2 separate regions of the Mus musculus genome follow, and region 2 is linked to region 1. The links are chromatin contacts, found by Hi-C in ENCODE. All regions are on one chromosome and are shown on one strand. Each heading gives the region's core, a stretch centred on a gene start or an enhancer-like site at or near the end of the contact. The rest is flanking DNA. Distances are from core to core; before and after follow the strand shown.

Region 1 (2,700 bases), core at 17-2,516:
GAAGGGTTATTATTACGTGGAATTGAAGGATCCAGGCCTACACTTTGTCCAAGTTTATAGTCCAGTGATGTCCATGGTTACTAAAATGGATACATGGACCTACAAGATAGTTCAGAGTATAAAGGCACCTACCACCAAACCTGACAGACAAATCAGACACAGGCCCCATGTGGTAAAAGGTGAGAACCCACTCCTGCAAGTTGCCCTCTGACCTCTACACATGTTTCCAGCACACATACAGGGGTATGCTCGCACACATGCACTCATACTTACAAAAAAAAAGGGTAATAATAAAAAATAAAAATGGGCCAAAGAACCCATACCCACGGTGCCCTTTCCTTGGAGGAAGGCTTATTCATATTATCACTAAAGAAATTTTATTCACGGGTTCCAAATCCCCCATTCTATGATTTGCCCTGTGAACGAAAGCTGGAGAGAAAAAAAAAACAAACCTGCAGCTGGCACTGACCCTCTTTCTGCAAAGCTAATTAACCGACTTGAACTTCAACCTTTGCGGAGAGGCTGCAATGTCTGGAGCTTATTGGCAGTTTTCCTTGGGCCCTCTCCAGTTCCCTTAATAGCTACCCGTTGCCTATCCTGTGTCTAACCTACCAGCTCGTGAATAACAGGTAAAACCGCCTGGAACATAATCAAGCCATACATTGAGAGTGCAGTCAGATTGCATCTGAGGCCTGTAGCTGAGGTTCCCTCCCTTCTGCAGCCAGCCTACCTGGGGGGTCCCACCGACATATTTTTGACGTCTTGATTTATGACTTTCTTTTTCTGTTATTATGGAATTTTTTTTAATCAAATTGTTACAACGTTGGAACGTAGACTTTGGGGTAACCCAAACCTGGCCATGACCCCTCCTATTGGCTCCAGAATGAACTCTCTCTAAGTTCCCTGGGAGGTGAGAACTGTGTTTTTTAGCACGCACAGCTCAACTGCAAACCACACTCATTCATTCCCTGCTCCACCACCCGGGATCTTAGTGGGGACGCTGTCTGCGGGCACAGCGGGTGGTGGCCTGGGTGGCTTGGGACTCCAGCCTTCCTCACCGGGCAGCGCAGCCTGGCGGGTGCAGGCGGACTCCCGTGCGCGCGCCCTGCGCACCGCCCTCCCGCCCCGCGCTCCGGGGCGCGGCCAGGGCACAGCACCCGCCCCGAGCAGAGCGCCGAGTTCCTTGAAGGCCGGCGGCCGCGGCAGACCTGCCTTCGCTCCCTCCCTCCCTCCCGTGACGCGCGTGCCCCGCAGCGCGCAGCCGCAGCGCCGCCAGCATGCGCGCCGAGGCCCGCGGCGGCCTGGAGCGCTTCTGCAGTGCGGGCAAGGGCCGGGGGCTCCGCGCGCTGCGGCCCTTCCACGTGGGCGACCTCCTCTTCTCCTGCCCGGCCTACGCCTGCGTGCTCACCGTGGGCGAGCGGGGCCACCACTGCGAGTGCTGCTTCGCCAGGTACGCGGGGACCGTGCGGGCGGGAGGGGCCACGCGGAGCCACGTGCGCCGCGTCCGCTGAGCCACGGCCTGCCCCGCAGCCGGACCTGCGCCGCCCCACGCGTGTCCGTTCTAGCTTAGGTTCTCTGTGGTCCCGAGGCCTCCCGAGCTGTCCTGAGATGGGCGGCTCCCCCACCCCCTAGGGAGTGATGACCCGATCAGCCAGGGACGCTTCCGGTCATTCTGGAGGAGGGAAGCTATGGAACAGACACGCCTATGAGACTGGGCTCCGTGGATTGGGATGAGGGGACACAGTTTGTTGGGAGAATATTTGATTGTACTACTTCATACATGTCCTGAGTGTGTAGATGCTGTATCCACGGCCACATGCTAAGCCTTAAGGTAGTTGCGGATCAGGAAGGTGCGTTGGGATTCCCCCATCCCACCCTGTGTCTTCATTTTACAGACACACTTTATCTTAAAGGCCGAGAAGAGATCATTTTACTGTTGGGACACTAAAGCCCAGAGAGGAAGGGTAGCTGTGTATACACAAGGCACTAATTAGGGGCTGGAGCCTGGCCTGTCAGGACTGACACGTCCCGCCCACCCACTTCCTTGCTTCCTAAGTTTGCTGAGGTAGGGGGTCTGGCTTTGGAGTTGAGCCTGTCCCAGGCCATCTGTGGATGCCTGAGGAAGGAACCCTGCCTGACTTGCTTTGAAGGTCAGTGTCATCACCTTTGAAGTGGAGATGGTGGGCTAGATTAAGCTAACCTGGGGTTCTGCAGGTACCTCTTGCGGGCTGCCCCCAGTCCTGCACTCCACGAAGCTCTCAGCCTCCCAGACTCGTGCGCCTCGTTCTACAATAAGACAACAAAAGAATGGACAAAGGTTGCATATTAGAGTAATCTCGGCCGGACTCCCTGCCAGAACTGTCTTCCGCTGGGGGGGACCTGGAAAGGAACTAGACGCAGAAGCGTGCCGTGGGCAGCGGAAGGGCTGTATGTGATGTGCCTCTTTGAATTGGCGAGCCAAGAGCTAAAGGGTCATGGCACCACTTTGCGACGTTTGAGTGAAGTGAGCATTGGGTTTTCCCAAAGTTAAAAAGGCTGCTGCAACTGGTCCCTTGATCTTCTGAGCCTCGCTGTGGCTGGGAGTCTGCAGCAGTGTGGGTGTCTGCAGTAAAGGAGCAAAGCGGGTCACCCAGCACAGAGGGGGCCTCCGTCAGGGGTCCTGGCGCTTGGTGTGCGGTGAGAGGCGTGGGCCTTGCGGAG
Region 2 (2,702 bases), core at 150-2,649, 38 kb before region 1:
ACTGGCACAAAGACATATGCACACACAGAGAGATAGAGACACAGAGAGAGAGAGAAAGAGAGAGGGGGGAGGAAAGGGAGAGAGAAAGGGAGAAAGAAATACAGATACACAGAGACTGAGAGAGAAACAAAGACAGAGACAAAGAGAGAGAGAAAGGGAGAGAGAATGAACGCACATAGTCACACACACACACACACACACTCACAGATATTACATTAAATAATCCTTATAAAAGAGAAACAGGAAGTGAAGGTGAAAGCTCTGAGTATTATGAACTGTGTGTAGTTTCCAGCGTGATACAGAGAAATACCACAGACAGAACAATCTCCATTTTCTAGAAGACCATTCAGGTTTCATCTGTGTAACAGAAGCCATGACCAGTGAGATAGGCGTGACTCCAAAGACACAGCAAGGTCAGCTGTGCACACAGTGTAGCATTGAGGTGGCAAGAAAGGTGACTGACACACACACACAGACTGAGGACCCTCGATGTTCATTGAAAGTCACCTAAGGATACTAAGGGGAGACTGGCCAGTCTGAGGATTTGCTCCATTGCCCCGCTGCTCATTCTCTTTCCCTCTCCCCCTCCCCCTCCCCCTCTCCCTCCTTTCCTTCTCCCTCCCTCCCTCCCTTTTTCCCTCCTTCCCTCCTTCCCTCCTTCCCTCCTTCCCTCCTTCCCTCCTTCCCTCCTTCCCTCCTTCCCTCCTTCCCTCCTTCCCTCTTTCCCTCCTTCCCTCTTTCCCTCCTTCCCTCCTTCCCTCCTTCAGCATAAGTGACTCCATTTTGGTTTTGATCTACTGTGCATGGCCTAGCCCTAGTGCATAGTCTCTGTACGTTTTATTCAGCACCATTGCTAGGACATTGAGAAAATTACAACCTCTCTATGAACTTAACTCTCTCATCTTTAAAATGGTGAAATAATATAATATAAAAGCCTTGTCATTCTGTGAAGATGAAGCAGGAGACGGACATTTTTTTAGACCGTGATTCCTGACATCAGGAGTCCTCGGCAGTGAGAGGCGACTTCGCCCCCCATTCTGACGACGCAGATTGCTTTTGCTTGACTTTACAAACAGACTTCTTCATGCTAGTATTTAACTTCCAACATACTACTTACAAAATGAGGGGGAGGAGGACAGAGCTCAGGCTCGAGTGACTGAATGACAACCCTGTGATTGGCTCCAGGGAAACTGGATTTTCCTCTGCTGGGAGTAAAAATAGAGTGAACTTAACATCATCATTGGCTGAGTTTAGGCCCCAGCAAGACTGGCAACTGGTAGCACGTCATTGTGGGGACACACTGAGAGTGGGGACACAGAGTGCCTGGTGGTGTAATGTGGAGGTCTAATTATAGGACCTTTACATGACTGGATTTTTTGGCAGCGGAGCTCCCAGAACACATCAGTGAGGATAAACAAAGCTGGGACATCTTAGCACTTGTTCACAGCCAAGGGTGCTCGCCCAACACCTGCCCAGTGCTAAGCATGGCTCCGGGGGGGTTGGGGGGGAATCCACAGGAGTTGCAGAGGCAGCCTGTTCCCTTGAAAAGCCATCTGCAAGACCAAGTTACTCCTACGTTCTTGCTTTAAGCTGGAGGTGTGAACTCAGACAATTTAAAATACAGACTCTCTTAACTTCAGAGTCTAGGAAATGTGAAGGTCTGTAGTTGATGCAAAAATCATAAATAAAGAAAAATAGTTGGGCAGGATGACTCATGCCTGTAATTTCAACACTGAAGAGAAGGCAGGAGCATTGTGAATTCAAGGCCAGTCTGGTCTATACATCGAATTTAAAGACAGTCAAACATATGTAATACGTTAGAGGCCAGTCTGTAATATGTTTGATAGTTAGTGAGGACTTCTGTCAAAAACTGGGGGAGGGGTTGACGGGGAAATGTCTCAGTGGTTAAGAGCATTTGCTGCTCTTACAGATGACACCCCAAGAAGGCATGCAGTGCACAGACAAACGGAGGCAAGGAGTTAATCACGTTAAATAAACAAAGACGGTGTTCAAAGTTCAAATGATAGTTCCTGAATACAGATTCAATGATGTAAGTCCTTTAAAACACACAGCTGACTGGGTATGTGACATGTCCCTCTTTTAGCAAACACACAGATTCAGGAGGAAACTGGCTTAAATGCAGAAAGGGCTCCCAAAGGAAAAGCACGAGAGTACACATGGTGACTGGCAACCCAACAACACGGACAACGTAGGATCACTCACACTGTGGCTCTGACCACTCTTATAGGCCTTCCAGTAGGCTCTGGGAAGAAATACCCTGAAAGGGAGACCTGGTCTACCAGGATTTGGCAAGAAAAAGAAGTTACCTTATCTCCATATGAATTCTAACAACTTAATAAATATCTATACAAATGAATTTTAAAAGCACAATGCAGTACCCAGTAGGGGGCTAGCTCTGACTTTGGGCTACCCTGCCCCAACCTCCCTCTAGAATATATTGGTCCTTTGCTTTAATTTGCTGAATAACTCTCTGCTCTCACTGCCTGTCTTCTTCTCAATGAACTCTCCCTGAAGGAAAGAACTGAGTTGAAATCTTCACCATTAACAGTGGTGGTGGATCTTCGGGTCAACAGCTTTGCTTATCTGTTCCGTTATGGGACCTGTTTTCTCAGGTGGCCCCAGCAATGGACCTTTCTTCCAGCAAAGATTCAGCCTGGACCCCTTGGGAGAAACCGTAGAGA

The links. Hi-C counts contacts between places; a loop is a spot of excess contacts on that map.
Region 2: a map of heart shows a loop between it and region 1 (3-fold over the local background). The contact joins the enhancer-like site here to the promoter of Smyd2 in region 1. A Hi-C loop is called at or near these places in 16 of 37 maps with a recorded cell type or tissue (Patski, T-helper 2 cell, adrenal gland and 4 more).

Annotation. Positions count from the first base shown.
Region 1 is chr1:189,920,857-189,923,556 of GRCm38, reverse strand. Smyd2 (SET and MYND domain containing 2) reads left to right here and starts at 1,266. Exons shown (of 12, transcript NM_026796.2): 1 at 1,266-1,450. The coding sequence starts at 1,278.
Region 2 is chr1:189,959,313-189,962,014 of GRCm38, reverse strand. No RefSeq gene overlaps it. Among named protein-coding and RNA genes, the nearest start is that of Smyd2, 38 kb to the right of the region's middle. Within about 2 kb of position 1,399, at least 1 of the 3 ENCODE cell types and tissues checked has a DNase peak (open chromatin) inside an H3K27ac peak, as active enhancers do; it is heart, where a contact is called at or near this core.